Regions from separate parts of the Homo sapiens genome. Here region 1 is linked to region 2. Evidence: chromatin loops called from intact Hi-C (ENCODE). Cell type or tissue: mammary epithelial cell. All regions are shown on one strand. Links, peaks and the distances in the headings refer to the core of each region. The heading gives the core; the rest is flanking DNA.

What was found. Hi-C counts contacts between places; a loop is a spot of excess contacts. Peaks named below come from ENCODE experiments on the same cell type or tissue, not always from the same donor. Only the 100,000 strongest peaks of a DNase experiment are listed, where the experiment ranks them.
Region 1: a loop joins it to region 2, with 9 times the contacts of the local background. A loop is called at or near these places in 10 of 110 quality-filtered maps.

The regions. Positions count from the first base shown.
Region 1 is chr10:110,889,343-110,898,422 of GRCh38, reverse strand. It overlaps PDCD4 (programmed cell death 4), which reads right to left. Exons shown (of 12, transcript NM_014456.5): 7 at 8,793-8,890; 8 at 7,753-7,867; 9 at 4,225-4,332; 10 at 3,901-4,011; 11 at 2,336-2,475; 12 at 1-395. The coding sequence ends at 335. MIR4680 (microRNA 4680) reads right to left here and starts at 333; the gene lies at 268-333. In mammary epithelial cell, for the core only: a CTCF peak has its summit at 4,633 (motif pointing right); no DNase peak of the experiment used is centred there.
Region 2 is chr10:110,307,119-110,316,337 of GRCh38, reverse strand. No RefSeq gene overlaps it. Among named protein-coding and RNA genes, the nearest start is that of SMNDC1, 6.8 kb to the right of the region's middle. In mammary epithelial cell, for the core only: a CTCF peak has its summit at 4,785 (motif pointing left); no DNase peak of the experiment used is centred there.

The DNA.
Region 1 (9,080 bases), core at 1-8,000, 580 kb before region 2:
ACTGTCCTTGAAAGAAAGGAGTGGCAGTCAGACATCAATGCAAAACTTGGAATGATTAGATAATAAACATGGCACTTACAAAAGGTAGCTTATTAGAATATTCCACTTAAGAAGAGGTTACTTTTCTGTCCCTCCTTGCCCCCTCGAAAAACAAAAAAAAAAGAAAAAACATTTCCTTTAAAAATTCCCCTTAAATGTAGGTTTATAAAATGTCAGAAATGCCTTGTACCCAAAACAAGTGCTTAAAAAAAAAAAAAAAAAAAACTTGTGCTAACAACTCTTACAATTCAGATATATATTTTTATAACATCTAAGACTGCAAGAGTTCTTATATTCAGTAGCTCTCTGGTTTAAGACGACCTCCATCTCCTTCGCTTACAAAACGCTTTCTGCCCCTGTAATGAAGAAAAAAAAAGACATGAAAACAGATACAAATTCTGACTATAGTCAATATATAAAAAAATTAAAAACTTGGTATTTTTTCGTTACGTGTTAGCTTTTAAAGGGTTTTCCATTAAAAAAAAAAAGCATGCCTCTAATTCCTTTGGAAAAGACTCCCTACTATATATCTTAGCATAAAACATCAATATCAAATCTGAGTTTTTGTTTTAATAAGTTCACTATCCAAACAGAGTCACATTAAAAAAAGTTGACTCAAACTAAAACATTTTATTTAGAAATTTAAAATTATTTCTAATTAATTTCTAATTATTATTTGTAAGCTTAACAGTAAGCCAAATAGGAAACACTAACATAATTCAGAATTATGCAAACTGGAGCTGTGCAACCTATCAAAATATCCATGTTTGGCAATTTAAAAAAAAATGTTTTATCAACTGTAGAAAAGCCATAACTTGAATGTGGAAAAAAATCAGAATTACAGCCTATGCCCCATTTTGGGATTCGTGCTTTGTCAAACTCAAGAAGCCCTGCTCTATAATGTAACCACACTCTTACCTACATGTAGTGGCAATAGCCCAGAAGGAACAGCTGGCCAGTGGCCTAAAGCAGTAAGTGGGAAATAGAACTTAGGCAACATTAGCCCTTACTCTCTGACCCCAGGCCAATAGGCACAAGCATGCAAAACCACACACAAATGTGCACCTTACCCAAATAGGCTAAAAGATGAAGGACCCAAGTCAAAGCTGTATGGTATGTATACACAGAAAGTTTATTGCCTCATGTGACCCTTGAGAATAAAGCCACACAGAAACAATCAGACTTTCAAACAGAGGCTGAAAAACTTTCAAAAAGCCAATGCCAGGGTACTGGCCCCTTTTCATATTAAGTCTAAGTGGAAAACAGCTACATCATCTTGAACATAAAGGCTTCAGACTGTATGAGACCAAGGTAGGGAATGAAAAAGCAGTCAATAATAAGAAGGCCAAAGTTCAGAGTTTTTACTGATGTATATCACTTGGCACATCCATACATAAATCCTGCCATCACCAAGCTAACGTCTGTATTTCCAAACATTTCTAGTAAAGCTATTAAACTATCTTTCATCACTTTCTTTTCCCTCTCTTTTAATGGCTTCTAAAATTCTAAAGCAAAGGCCCCTACCAGGAAATATTTTTCTGACTTTTAATTCTTACAATGCACTTAAAAATATCAAAGCTTAAGAAATTTTCCAGATAAAAAATTATAAGAACTTAAGATTATATAAAACTGACCCACACAAGCAAAAAGTTTAGCTATTACTAAACATTTATATTATTACATTATAAGCTTCATTATTAGCTTTAACAACAACAAAAAAACTTACCAACTAGTAGCAAAAATATTAATAGCTCCAAGGAAAATCACCCACACACATACACTTTCCAGTGAGAACATCCTCCACACACCCCCCAACACACACACTTTCTAGTGAGAACATCCAATTAGCCCTAATTCTCCAACCTGTAAAGAAGTCAAGGAAGCCACATCCAGTACAGGTAAGAGCCTAGATCTTTGAAGCCAGAAAAGTCCTGAATTCATACTTGGCTTCTACCATGTACTAGCCATGTGACCTTAGAAAAAGTACATTATACCTCCCTAAGCCTCAATTTTCTCATCTTATCACTGATAATACCTACTCTAAACACTGAAACTACTTACAACAAAGGACCTGCTCCACAAGATTAGTTTCTTTCAAATAAACTAGGACTTCATGAGGCAGTCCTGTACAGATTTACAAGGGGGCTAAAACAAGCTTCGCCCTTCTTTCTCCATGAACTCACAAGAGTCACGTTCTTCAGTGACTTCAGGGAACGATAAACTAACTTAGCAGTTAACCTTCCCAAAGATCTCATCCACTATTTTACATTGAGAAAGTAGTATTTAAATAAAGTACCTTGAAGGACAAAGATCTCTGAGTTGTTTGGAAATTATTCCAGCCTGAAAACATTCTTCTACAAACCGCTCCAGCACAGAGTATGAATGTGGGACATCCAGATTAATGTCCGGAATTTCATTGTAAATTCTCTCATAACCCTACAACAATGAAATTACATGCAGAATTGTTAGCCCATATAAAATAAATGTCATAAAACACAATCCATCACTATGTCATCAATTTGTATTTAAGGCCAAATATTCAAATGGTTAAACTGAAGTCAGATTTGAATCGTGAGAAGCACAGAAAGTAGATTTGTTACAGTGTTTTACAACTGTTCTCTTTTATTAGAGTCAGGAAATAACAGACATTGGCAAGGTTGAGGAGAAAAGGGAAGGTTTATACGCTGTTGGTGGGAATGCAAATTAGTTCAGCCCCTGTAGAAAGTGGTTCGGAGATTTCTCAAAGAACTCAACATAGAATTACCGTTCAACCCGACAATCCCATTACTGGGTGTATACCCAAAGGAAAATAAATCATTCTACCAAAATGACACCTGCATTTGTATATTTATCGGGTACTATTCACAACAGCAAAGACATGGCATCAATCCAAGTGCCCATCAATGGTGGATTAGACAAAGAAAATGTGGTACATATACGCCCATGGAATGCTACATAGCCATAAAAAAGAACAAAATCATGTCCTTTGCAGCAACGTGGATGCAGCTGGAGGCCATTATCCTAAGAAAATTATCACAAACATAAAACCAAATAATGCATGGTCTCACTTGTAAGTGAGAGCTAAACATTGGGTACACACAGACATGAAGATGGGAACAATAAACATTGGGAATTTCAAAAGTGGGGAGGTAGGAAAGAGGACAAGAGTTGAAAAATTACCTATCAGGTACTATATTTACTACCTGAGGGACAGGATCATTAATTAGAAGCCCAAACCTCAGCATCACACAAAACACCCATCTAACAAACCTGTACATATACCCCTCTGATATCTAAAATTAAAAATATAAATAAAAAAATAAGTAAAACTGGTTACATAGCTAAAAAATTTTTTTTAAATACTGTTCTCTTAAAAGAGCTGTAAGCAGACATCAGACATTGGGCAAACTCCTTTCCCATCTACTTCTCTATTTACACTTACTACCTTTTTAAAAAAATACAAGGCAAACAAAAACCTCACAAACATTTAAAACAATAATCATAAAATTTTTAATAGGAAAAAAGTACTTTATAATTTGTTAAAAGTTAAAGGTTCATGTTTCTCTCTAGATATAAAATAGAAATTGTCACATCTTAGAAACCGAACCCTTGAGGTAGAATACATAATTACATTTGTTAAAGTAGGTAAAAAAAAAAAAAAAAACACTGCAGTGTTACTTTCCAAAAAATGGTTGCAAAAGGTTCAAACCTCAAACATTACCATTAAGAAAAAACAAAACATATAGGCATATTAACACTAAACATACCTAAAGAAAATTTCACTGACAATTCATAATCTGTATTCAATCATATATTTAAGACATAATCCTACAAGTTGTTCAAAAACAATGTTATACTTACTCTTTTCATTTGGTCTACAGTAATGGTAGAAGACTTCCAAAGGGACTTTAATAAATCCAAAATCATCTTAAATGTACTTTCTCCAGTTGACTCTAAAACCATTATAATAGCCTAAAAATTGAATCAATGAGTGAATTTTTGGTTAATTCATATATGAAACTGCTCCTAAAATGCACCTAGATGCCTTCTGTAATCGTAGAAATTTAATAACCACTTCCTCCTTTGATATTAAAAAAAGGATGTACATTATTTAAAAAGCATAAGTCGCTACAGTACAAAAAGGAACACTTAATAATTATCTTTGACATGGCAAGGTAATCTTACTTCATATACAAGCTCATGGTGAAAATGAGGTACTTCCAGTTCCTTAAGGCAATGTTCAGCTTCAGATATGTCTCCAGAGAGTAAATATTCTTTCAGCAGCATATCAATCTATTAGATTTAAAAGTTGAGATGTGTCAGAATTCCTAACTTTTAAAATATCGTGCTTGCCTACAGGATTATTTGCCCTCATTCCAATATAATGAAATAGTGGGTAACAAACAGCTAATAACATATACATTGGATGTGGTACTATTACAACAGAATTTTTCATAATTAAAAAATAAATCCCCAATTTTTAAATGGTTCATAATTATGATTCAAATGCAATGCTTCAGTGTGTCTGAATCACTGAGAACTACGAATAGGTTTATAATGCATGCGTCCTGGGTTGTGACCATAATGCTCTAGTGTGCCACTAAAAATAAGGGATTTTAAATACCACTAGAGGGCACTAACAAAGTTTCAACATAAAGTGGCACAAAATATTTCACTTCTATCAAGACGCTCTTAATAGTGCACTGAGAGCCAAAAAATGAGAGATGATAATGGGGCATTACTAGAGAGGGCAAAGATTTCCACATAGTTTCTCTTTTCTCTACAACTGAGAATTTGAAACTCATTATCTAAAATGTTCAATAATTCAGTTTCCAGCTGTAGCTAAAGAGACAAGTCTTGATTTTCCCGCTCAAACTTGAACATCTCAAAAAAGTGGGAGAACTTTTTCAGCACAAGAGTTTCAACTAGGAATATTTTTCCCTATATGTTATTTGTTAAAATCCCCTTTGTATTTGGTGGGCACATATCTAGTTGCCTGAATGTTGAATGTTGGCTGACTGAATTTAAAAAATCATATTTAAGTATCCTTCCAACTTCTATAAGATATTTTCATAAAAGGTAAAGTAAAATTTAATTGCTGTCATGCTTTAGGATATAATATTTACATGTAAGTAAATATGTATTTAAATATTTACATGTAAGTAAATATTTAAAGCATAGCATTTGAGTATTTTTACAATTACAAACTAATGCATAGTCATGCATCGTTTAACAGGGATACATTCTGAAAAGTGTGTTAGATGACTCTGTCATGGTGCAAACATCATAGAGTATACTCACAAAAACCTAGATGGTATAGCCTACTACACACCAGTGCTATATGGTATAGCCTATTGCTCCTAGGCTACAAATCTGTACAGCAGGTCACTATATTGAATAATATAGGCAATTGGAACACAATGGTATTTGTGTATCTAAACATAGAAAAGGTACAATAAAAAACAGTGTAAATGATTTTTAAAATGATACACCTGTATAGAGCACTCAATATGAATAGAGCTTTCAGGATGGAAGTTACTCTGGGTGATTCAATGAGTGAGTGGTTAGTGAATGTAAAGGCCTAAGACATTACCCATACACTGGCTATGCACTTTATAAACACTGTATACTTAGGCTACATTAAATTTATGAAAAAATAAAGTAACTGTGCTACAACATTACAACTGCCTCCATATCACTCAACGATAGGAATTTTTCAGCTCCGTTATAACCTTATGGGACCACCACCATCCCACACAGTCCATCACTGACCAAAACATCATAATGTGGCACGTGACTGTACTTGTTATTCAAATTATATTACTTACTTTTAACATTTGTTACATAACTTTAGAAGTATTAAAAATATCCCCCATCAAATTCCATGCACTTCTGAGAATGATAAATTACAAATACATTTATACATTTCTAAAAGTCTTCTTTGATCCAACCCTTCCATGTAAGCAAATATCCAAATAATGTCAACCTCAAACTCATATACTGGCAGTTTTATTTCCATTTTTATCTTGTCAATTTTCTTTATTGAGAGAGAATTCACACACCATAAAACAGCTTGTCCAGTTTCCAAAAATATTAATTTTGGAGAGTATTACCATCTTAACAATATTAAGTATCCTCATCCATAACCATGGGATATCATTCTATTTATTTAGGTCTTCCTTAATTTCTTTCAACCTGTTTTGCAGTTTTCAGTGTACAAGACTTGCATTTGTCTTGTTAAATTTATTCCTAAGTATTTTATTTTTGATGCTATCACAAATGCAATAATTGCATTTCAGATCATTCATTTCTACTGTATAGAGAATTGAATTTTGTGTACTGATCTTTTATCTTGCAACCTTTCTGAACTCATTTTTTAGTTAATAGTTTGGTTTCAGTTTTGGGGAGTTAAAAAATGTGGATTCATTCAAATTTTCTGTATACAGATCATGTTATCTGGGAATACAACTAGTTTTATCTCCTCCTTTCCAATCTGGATGCCTTTTATCTTTCCTGCCTAATTGCCCTGGCATCTTGACTATTTTTATACCTCAATTTTTCTAATAATTGTTTAATTTTTAAAAAACAGATACTGCAATCACGACATTACAAACACTGACTCATCTATTTTAACATATATAAAAGCAAAAACAGTCAAGGCTCTAACTACAATTTGAACTCCTTAACACTTAAGCTAGATACACATACACAAACACACACACACACCTCATTAAAAGACTTACTAAAAATCAAAATTGTAGTTACATGAAAAGATTATACTCAAAAATCAGAAGCACATGAACTACAAATCTTCTAGTTGCATGCCTTTTCTTAAAGAGATCTGCAGATAAGGAGTTTTTTCTGTTTTTTGGTTTCTTGTTATAGGACACCACATTGCAGCCAGAAAAAAAAAAAATCCATAGGGAATAAATCTGGCATTTTAATGCAATAAATCGCTTTTTTTTTTTTTTTTTTTTGAGACAGAGTCTTGCTCTGTCACCCATGCTGGAGTGCAGTGGTGTGATCTCAGCTCACTGCAACCTCCTCCTCCTGGGTTCAAGCAATACTGGTGCCTCAGCCTCCCGAGTAGCTGGGATTACAGGTGCGCACCACCATGCCTGGCTAATTATTATGTATTTTTAGTAGAAACGGGGTTTCACCATGTTGACCAGGCTGGTCTCAAACTCCTGGCCTCAAGCAATCCACCCGCCTCAGCCTCTCAAAGTGCTGGGATTACAATCAATTTTCTTTTAAAACATGCATATGGGTAGTGAATGTCCTCACAAAAATCTAACACTCTGATCTGCTCTAGTGCTCATAATTCATAACTCATTATTTAAGACTATCTAGTTTTAAATTGCTCATATAAAAGCGTATTTATTGAATAGCTAAAACACAGAAAATCTCATTTCAACAGCATTTGAAAATTATTAAATAATACTATAAGAAAAAGATTTCAGGCATTCCTTTGAAGTTCATAGATGGCTTGCTTATAATTATTCATGAAAGCCATTTTAACAGACTCATTTTTTAATCATATAATTTATAATAAAAGGTTATAAAGCCACATATTAAAAAAATTATTTCATTTTCCAATTGCAGCTGTAAGACCGAACTTAATTTTTGTCCATAAAAATACCAGCTAGTAGCCACAATTTATTTCACTCAGAGGAATACATATAAATTAAGTTAAAAACAATACCCAATCATTACCTCTTTAACAAGGTGATTGACAGATTGCTGCCCACCTCCAGAGCCCCACACACTATCTTTACGCTTTCCACCTTTAGACATACTCAGAAGCACGGTAGCCTTATCCAGAGCAGCTCTACAGAGAAAGAAAAAAATTTAAGTTTGATAGCTGGACATACCTAAAGTTTACTAAATTAGGGATAAAGCTGACAAAATCCTATATGCCCTAAATCTTTCACATAACATAAAAGCAAAATAAAATTCAAAACACTTTTTCAAAACAAAAAGGAGCAAAAAGAAGTTGATCCTCATGTTAATATTCTCATGCTCTATTTCATTTCTCATTCAAGAAAAATCAAAACACATTACAAAATAACTGATCTACACTGAGAAGAAACACTTCACATATAATTAACTTTCACCTAGATCCATGCCTTCCTACCCAGGGACACCATTCCACTATGATGTGAAGTAGCCCTAGAAAATTAAGTTAATATATAGACCTGAGGAAAACTAAGACATGGCTGAGTCCAAGTCTCCAAGAAGTTAAGAAAAATCAAATAGCATAACTCCCAAATATCACATTTAGTTATACCAAATATCATATTAATTATACTAAATCACAAGAGTGAAAAAGATACTTTCTGACTAAGATTTCTACAGTAGATAAATACAAAATAAAACTATAAATCAGGCCTCTCTTCTTAAGGTTATCCATCTTATTAGAATATTAAACTATTACACAATGCTAGAACCTGAAAACAGAACTTAAAGATCTGTCCAATGGTTTTGTTTCATAAATAAAGAAACTGAGGCCCAAAGAAGAGTGGCTTGACATGAAGGTAATTAATGATTTAGCTAAACTCCAGAACTTTTCCATTATAGTACTGTCCTCTTCCTGGTATATCATGCCAATAGTCTCTCCATTTTAACAGTGGAGAATATAGAGAAGTGACAAACAGATGTACAGAGTGTCTGATTAACACAAGTGTCATTTCAATAGGATCCTGTAGAATTTTCCCCTATTTTGAAATTCTAAGTAGGAAAAGTGATTTACTTACCTAGCCTGCACACAATCTACAGTTCCTTTGTAACTATCAATATAGGTATTACATAAAATTCCATCTCCAACAGCTCTAGCAATAAACTGGCCCACCAACTGTAAAAAGGAAAAAAAAAAGAGCTATAAAAAAAGTTAAATAACTTTTATAGGTCACAATTTCTAAATACATAAATGATGAAGATTAGCTGAAGTACACAGTCAGTACCTAAAAGATGCTGGAATTTTTTTTTAAAAAAAAACCTATGTAGTACCTGTTATGCCTGGCATACACTCCCACATCTTAACC
Region 2 (9,219 bases), core at 1,137-9,136:
TATGGACTGGATTCATCAGGGCAGACAGACTGTATGTCAAATGTTATGACTCCTGTACACTCAGGAATCACAGAGTCTTAGGCTGCAATGAAATATAAGTAAGAGTATTCATGGATAATATCTTAGTTAATGAAAGGAGAAGAAGTATATTAAAGTATAATATATAAAATTATATTGAAATTATGCCTACAAAAGGTATCTTTACATTTATATTTTAAACCATGGTATTATATATAGTATATATTATATTTATAATTATATATTTATATTTTATATTTAAAACCATTAAAATTTTTTAAATTGTGGGAAGTTTCATTAAAGAAAATTAATAGATAACTGGTGGTCAATTGACCATGGAAGGAAAATCTTCATCTATAGATTTCATATAAATATTTTATAAGGAGATTTAGATATAGTAGTTATAAAAGATGTAACAATTTTGTATTTTGATTAAATATGTCTTAGGTTGAATTCATTAAATATTAACAGTATCAGAAGTGACTAATTCCATAAAACTAGGTATTTCACTTTATGAATGTGATGTGCACACAAACTAATTTGTCTAAATGACCTTATTATGTAAAAGAATATGACATATGTCCAGAAAAAACTTGCTAACAACTTTTTTTAATTCCTACTGTTGGTTAAATATCTTCATTTTTAAAAGTGTTTAAAACTACATTTAATAAATTCTGAAATTATTTTTTAAAGATAATAAATAAATGTATACAGTTAAAACATCTATCTCTTTATCTGTATTACATTTAAGTGTTACACCAATAAAAAATGTTCATGAGGTGATATCCTACATAAGGCAATGAGGTAAAGTAGGTTGGGAATAACTATTCTGGTAATTTTAGGTAAAATAAAAACAAATTTTAAATGTGGGGGGAAAAATAAACATAAGGAAGGAAATGGAGGCCCACTGAAATTAAGGTCTCTCTGCAGAAGGTCTCACAGCTAGTGAGAGGCAGAATCCATACTAGAACTACAGATTCCCATCCAGGGTGCTGTCTCACCTGCTCATTAAGAATGCTGACATGGGGCCGGGCGTGGTGGCTCATGGCTGTAATCTCAGCACTTCGGGAGGCTGAATTGGGTGAATTGTTTGAGCTCAGGAGTCCAAGTCCAGCATGGGCAACATGGCAAAACCCCATCTCCACCAAAAATACAAAAAATTAGCCAGGCACGATGGCACATACCTGTGGTCCCAGCTACTCGGGAGGCTGAGGTGGGAGGATTGCTTGAGCCCTGGAGATGGAGGTCGCACTGAGCCAAGATTGTGCCAATGCATTCCAGCCTGGGCAATAGAGTGAGACCTCATCTCAAAAAAAAAAAAAAAAAAAAAAGAGGTCTGGGCACGGTGGTTGATGCCTGTAATCCCAGCACTCTGGGGGGCCGAGGTGGGCGAATCACCTGCTGTCAGGGGTTCGAGACCAGCCTGACCAACATGGAGAAACCCCGTCTCTACTAAAAATACAAATTTAGCCGGGCATGGTGGTGCATGCCTGTAATCCCAGCACTCAGGAGGCTGAGGCAAGAGAATTGCTTGAACCCAGGAGGCAGAGGTTGCGGTAAACTGAGATTACACCATTGCACTCTAGCCTGGGCAACAAGAGCGAAACTCTGTCTCAGAAAAAAAAAAGAATGTTGACATATCTTCCTTTGATGGTAAAATAGTTTTGAGAGTGATGTGAAGAAAAAACTAATTAGTCAAAACAGAACATCAACACCCCAAAAAAGCCCATGACCATTAAATGTGGCACAGAAACTGTTAGAAACAGCTATTATATTCACATCCATTTGTTTGTCTTATGAGGATATAGGGAAATATGTTATCTTCATTTTTTTTCCAGATAAGATGCAAAGAACATGTTCAATACTTTCATAAGCCACAGGATCAATGGCCACATGTATCTATACATCATAGCTACTTTCTTGTCTCAGTTACATGAACATTGTTCTTCTACTGAAAGCCAGGTTAATTGGTTCTACTTAATGTTGCCTGTAGAGACATCATCAGACTTGGGCAGCCAGTAGCGCTGAAAATATAGACCAGAGCTATGTTGATTAAATTGCTCATAACCAAGCTGCTATTACAGCTCTCATTTTTCATATCTATATACTTACCAGCACAAATGAATGTAAAAATCACTTTCAATTGGCTGTAAAAAAACATGCTATCACTAGGATTAATCAGAAGTTCTTTCCATAATGAAAATGCCTAAAACATTCACTCCTTACTTTTTACTATAGTAATAAACTTATGAAGAAATTGATGTCATGTGTCCAAGTGTCAGAGAAGTATTATAACACCAATTACAAGAAATCTTTAGAATATTTGCCAAAGTCAAATATAGTGTTCACTGATACCAAAAATATACTTTCTCTGTGTTCTCAAGGAGATCAAATGTAGTCCAACTAAACAGTCACGTTATCAAGGAGGCTCATCTCGCCAGGTGTTGAAGATGCAAAGAACAGGATGTGACTACCCCCTACCCCTTGGATATAATGTCTCAAGGCTCCCAGTTCTAAACCCAGTAGTCCAGGGTTCTCTTAACAAATATAAAAAGACTAAGGGAGCAGAAAAGAGAAGCAAGGAGCTCTACTCCTGAAAGCTGGTAAGTTGTCACCAATGCCCATTAGAATTGGGTCTTTTGGTGGGGCGTGGTGGCTCACGCCCGTAATCCCAGCACTTTGAGAGGCTGAGGTCAGGAGTTTGAGACCAGCTTGGCCAACATGGCGAAACCCCATCTCTACTAAAAACACACAAAAAAATATTAGCCCGGCGTGGTGGCGGGTGCCTGTAGCCCCAGCTACTCGGGAAGCTGAGGCAGGAGAATCACTTGAACCCAGGAGGTGGAGGTTTGGAGATTGTAGTGAGTTGAGATCGGGCCACTGCACTCCAGCCTGGGTGACAGAGTGAGACTCTGTACCAAAAACAAACAAAACAAAACACAAACAAAAACAAACAAAAAACTGGGTCTTTAAAGGCATTCTTCCAGGCAGGGAAGTGGGGAAAGGCATGTGAGGTAAAGCAGACACTTGGAGCAAAGGCAAAAATGCATGAAAAGACAGGGCAGGTTTACATAAGGAGTGTGTGCCAGTGCTAAGGCTGTGACAGCATCCCCAATGGCCTTATATGCTGGGCTAACCAAGGATTTCAATGAGTAGGTGTGGGCTTGCTAAGATTGGTGTTTCCAGAAGATCAATCTGATAACCAAGAGTGGAGGATGCGTCTCAGGAAGGAATTCATTCTTAGGCTATTGCATTAGACAAAGTGAGAAATGATGGCAGTCTGGTTTGCAACACAGGGGATAGAGGAAAGAGAATACATCCAAAAGACTTTCAGAGGGTCTTTAAAACTAGTTAAATGACCATAAGGGAGGAAAGTGATTTCTTCAGCTAAAACTAGAAAAAAAAATTAGGAAGAGCATCAGTGTCACAAAATACAATAAAAGCCAAGGTCAGGCAAAAATATCAATTTAAAATCTTCTTCCTAGCCAATCATACATTTACTACCTGCAAATAGGCTATTTTCAGAAAATATCATTTATTCTCCGTTTTCTTTCTCTTTTTATAAAACTCACTCTAATGGCTTTTTGATGAGATGGAGTAAATCATCACCAATTGTGCCAAAATATTTTGGAGTATTCTGCAACAGAGGAAATGCTTAATCTTTGTACCTGAGATGCTTCTGCATAAGCAAACTCTCCTACAGCATAAAATATATATATATCAGAAATCAATTTGAAACAAACATATCATCTGCAGGAAGTGCTGAGGCATTTCTCCATTAGTTTTAATCCAAGGAAAACAAGATGAGAAGGTGATGTTTCATGATCTCTAATATGGGTAGCTTTTGCAAGAGAGACAATGTCAGAGATACCAAAAATAGGGGTGATACTCAGAAAGTACGTCGTTTTCATCTGTGTAGCAGATGTTATGGTATGCTTCCCAGATTCCCTCTTTAGGACTGAGGTACTCATCTTCCTAGCAGTTGGGAGTGCTAGTAGCTGACAGCTCTTAGCTGAATTGCTCTTAGCCCCTTTCACAGGGATAGCCCCCATCTATTGGCTGGTCAATTGATGATGGGTGAACATAAAGCCCTGGCCCCTTGACTTAAGGGACAGGGGCATCTCAGTTACAGAAGGGCCATCCCAGTTCCAGAGCTTCTATGGGACTGATTAAGGTCCCTATTGCAAGCGCATAACAGTTCACCTTCTTCCTCTGTCCAGTCCTGCCCATCAGCCGTCACAGGTGATGTTCCCAAGGGCACTCTCCAAAACTTTACCTTTCGCACAGAACTTAGAGTCCTTTCCCCATGAAACCCAATGTACAAAGCCAACCAGGACCACCAGGAGCCTTTCATGAGCAATAATTACAGAGGATGAGAGTGTCACTACAAAAGTCCCTTGAACTCTTACAGGTCTTTAACAAAATGAGCCACACTTCCTACTTATGCTCTAAGACTAATAACACAGAGATGTAAACAGCATTACAAGTGGTCTATAAAGGGCTTTAGATATAGAAGAATTTATAAAGGAAGGAATCACAGGAAGGCCAAAGAAAAACATATATATTAGAACCAAAATGGAAGTTGAGCACAGAAAACTTGCTGTTCTTCATCATTTGGATACTGCGAGCCATAGTTTTTTGGGGGTGTTTGTTTTTCCCTAACTCCTCTCTCCCCACCACGCTACCTGGCAATATTCCTTCACTAAGGCTGGAGGAGGTGGGGGAGGGGGCGGAGAAATCAGACATTGAAAGATTCCTGTATCCTGACTGCCACCTAATGGAATCTTTGAGCATTAAGGTCTCCATTGTGTAGTTTTTTGGGGTTTTTCAACTGCTGACATATCAACAAAATGGCAAATGTGACCATGTCAAATTATGCCCACTAGTCTTCATGGGGCAAAACTCTGGGATTCATTTTGGTTTTTGGAAAAAGTCAAGTTAACTGCCTTATTTTTTCCTGTCTACATTTGGGAATGTACATCCCCTGCCACTCATGGTTGTTCAGTTTAAGCAAACTTCATTAAAAGATTGCTCTATTATCCACTGTGCAATACAAATAATGTGGACTATTTCACACCATTCCTCTTTTTTCTAAGATAAATGATCTGTAAGTGACATGAATATGGGGTGGGGAATATCCAGATAAGAAAGGTACTTTCAGGGGCTGTGATGCAAACGAATCCAATGAATTCCGAGTTTAAAAGACTGTCTTAAGACTGCTGCTGGAGCTGCTATACGAGAAAGTTAAACAGGGCCAAAAAATGAAAAAAAAATTCCTATCACAACATCAGAAGGCAAGACCCACTTGACTCTCCTGCATGTGGGGAAGTCAAAGTAATTCTTTCACATTAATCATGCTTTCCTTCCTGCCCTTCAAAGAGCTCCTGGTGACTGCTACAGCCTCCTGCCCACATCTTTCCTGCTAAACATTGACCCATCTGGCTTTCTATTGTCTTTTGTTTCTGACAATGCTTTTGTAATCTCCTGTATTACTTCTGAGCTTGTTAAGCTATTGCTAATGCCCAGAGTTCCCTGCAACTATCTTCTGCTCTTCCCCATCATCCCCAAACACACACGTACACACCTCCCAAAACTATTCTAAAAGGCGTTTTAGCCAGTCTATCTATACTTTTCATTTTGAAAAATTTGAAACAATCACTTCTATAGGACACTTCTATAGTCAGCATAGGACATTCTCCTAAGAAGCCATAAAATAGTTTTTACATCTAATAAAATTAGCAATAATTTAATATAATCTAATATTGAGTCCATATTTAAATTTTCCAGTGATCCCTAAATTTTTTTTACAGCTTTGTTTTTCAAAACCAAGATCAATCAAGATTTATCCATTGCACTTGTTACATCTGATTACCTCTTAATCTAGAACAGTTCCCACGCTTTTCAATGTCACTGACCTTTGGAAGAATTTAGGTGTTTTCTTATACAATGTCCCATATTCTGGATGTAATTCTTCCCTCATGCTCAATTTACTCATTCCTTTATGCCCCTATTTCTTGTATACTGGAAGTTGGGTCAATAAACTTGATTGTATTCAGGTTAAGCATTTTTGGCAACCCTCCTTCACAGGTAATGCTATTAGTGCTTCATGTTGCATCAAAACAACAGGCATATAAAATCAGGTTGTTCCACAATTAGCGGTGCTAAACTTGATCTCTGGGTTAAGTTGGTGACAGCTGAATTTCATCATAGTAAGGTATATTTCCCCTTTGTAATTATTGGATAGTCTGTGGGGATACTTTGTATGTAGGTGTGATACTTTGACATTATGCCAACATCCTCCTTTTCCCTACCTCCTTTCACCAGATGGTTTTTAGCTTCTCTTGATACTTGCCTGAATTATTGGGAATTGCAAACGGTGATTTTTCTGATTCCGTCATTTTATTTATATGAATTGGCTGGCATTCTTCTTTAAAGAGAAACTCCCTTCCCAAACTCTTTGAGTATCACTCTGGACTTAATAGATTTTTAAAATGTATTGAAGGCTTTGATGATCTATGAATTATTATTATTTTTAGTGGCCAAATTGACTCATATTTGGCTAGTGGAGCCCACTTGAGCTGGGCTCTGTGGGCTTTTAAGTTGACCTTATTCATTTTGGGGCACTTCCCTGATTTCTGGTAAGGTATTTCAGGCTTAACTTTCTTTTTTTGTACTTTATGCGCCTGAAACCGGAAATTAGCCATTTCTCTAAGAAACATTATTTCCTCTTAGTGGGGATTGGTATTTAGATATCAAGCTGTGGGCATTCTCTAGGGGGGTGACATTGCTTCTAAGAAATATACATATGAAAAATTCTAATTCAATTTAACATCAGAGGTTTTAACATCAGTTTTTCCCACTATAAGAGGAAAGAAGTACAAATATAAAAGAAGGTGGATCTTCTTTTAAAAATACAAAAAGGATATTTGTATTTCTTTCCTCTTAGAGTTTCTACTAATAAATTTCTTGTTTGTTTTATAGTAGGCCTGAGTTTCAAAATTACATTACCAATACCACTACTGGCAATAAATATGTGGTGTTTGAGGGCTTTTGCTTGTTTTTGTTCTTTTTGCTCTCAGAATATAAACCACTAAGAATGTATGGTTGGAGTACTATTAAGCACCACTTCTAAATAAGTAGTAAAGAACTGCCATTTCAAGGCCAGGCGCGGTGGCTCACACCTGTAATTCCAGCACTTTGGGAGGCCGAGGCCGGCGGATCAGAGGTCAAGAGTTTGAGACCAGCCTGGCCAGCATGGTGAAACCCTGTCTCTACTAAAAATACAAAACAAAATTAGCCGGGCATGGTGGCATACGCCTATAGTCCCAGCTACTTGGGAGGCTGAGGCAGGAGAATTGTTTGAACCTGGCAGGCAGAGGTTGCAGTGAGCCAAGATTGCGCCACTGCACTCCAGCCTAGGCGACAGAGCGAGACTCGTCTCAAAAAAAAAAAAAGAACTGCCATTTCTGGCCAGGCCCGGTGGCTCATGCCTGTAATCCTAGCACTTTGGGAGGCTGAGGGGGGGTGGATTACCTGAGGTCAGGAGTTCAAGACCAGCCTGGCCAACATGGTGAAACTCCGTCTCTACTAAAAGTATAAAAATTAGCCAGGCGTGGTGGCAAATGCCTGTAATCTGAGCTACTCAGGAGGCTGAGACAGGAGAATGGCTTGAACCCAGGAGGTGGAGGTTGTAGTAAGCCAAGATTGTGCCACTGCACTCCAGCCTGGGCGACAGAGAGAGACTCCATCTCAAAAAACAAACAAACAAACAAACAAACAAACAAACAAACAAAGCCTGACATTTCTTATCCTGTAAAGCCTTAGACTATAATCTTTTTCAACCTGAAGAAATTCTCGTTTTCCGTTTTTAGTGGCATATTTTTGTTTTTTAGTGGTACAGTCTTCTGTTCCTCAATGGTACGTGTAAAATACAGAATAATTGAAATGCACATCCTAAGGCTAGCAGTGCAATACAAATTTAAGCAAACAATTCAGGATTGCTATGACTGATGAACATCTGAAGACCTGCGCTGACCAACACCATTTTCAGGTTGTTTTCCATCAACTTTAAATGGATGATGCCACCTAAGCTTCATCCCAGGATATATGTGTTCCATGTACTGTATCCAAAAACACTCAATAAGCACAAAAAGGCAAGTAGCTTGTCCTGCAGCAAATTATGCAAAGATTCAAATCACTTATTAGGACTAAAGAAAGGAGCATAAAACAATTACTATGATTATGTACACAACTCTAATTCATCACCTTTGGCATTTGGTCAAGATAGAAAAAACGCGGCCAAATCTGGGGCTACTTTTAGTCAGGAAATGATACAATAAAAGCTGAGATAAAGAATGCAGTCTCTGCCCCAGGGAGGTGGCTCACCCTGTAATTCCAGCACTTTGGGAAGACAAGGTGGGCAGATCACTTGAGCCCAGGAGTTTGAGACCAACCTGGGCAACATAGCGAAACTCTGTCTCTAGCAAAAAACAAATAATACAAAAATTAGCCGGGCATGGTGGTGTATGCCTGTAGTCCCAGCTACTAGGGAGGCTGAGGCAGGAGGTTTGCTTGAGTCTGGGAGGCAGAGGTTGCAGCGAGCTGAGATTAAACCACTACACTCCAGCCTGGGCAACAGAGTAAGACCCAGTCTCAAAAAAAAAAAAAAAAAAAAAAAACCTATTTGACCAACATGTATTACTTTATTGCATATTCTTCTGCTTTACAGTGGGCTGGCACATTTCCAAAGAGCTATACTTAATTTTTTTTTTTTTAATTTAGGCCAGGCGCTGTGGCTCAAGCCTGTAATCTCAGCACTTTGGGAGGCTGAGGCGGGCGGACTGCCTGAGGTCAGGAGTTCGAGACCAGTCTGGCGAACATGGTGAAACCCCATTTCTACTAAAAATACAAAAAAATTAGCCAGGCGTGGTGGCGCACATCTGTAATCCCAGCTACTTGGGAGGCTGAGGCAAGGGAATTGCTTGAACCAGGGAGGTGGAGGTTGCAGTGAGCTGAGACTGCACCACTACACTTCAACCTGGGTGACAGAGGGAGAATCCATCTAAAAAAAAATTAATTTTTTAAAATTTGTGACAGGATCTCACTATGTTGCCCGAGCTGGAATGCAGCGGCTATTCACAGGCACAGTCAGTGTGTGCTGCAGCCTCAAACTTCTGGATGCCCTTCTCAGCCTTCCAAGTA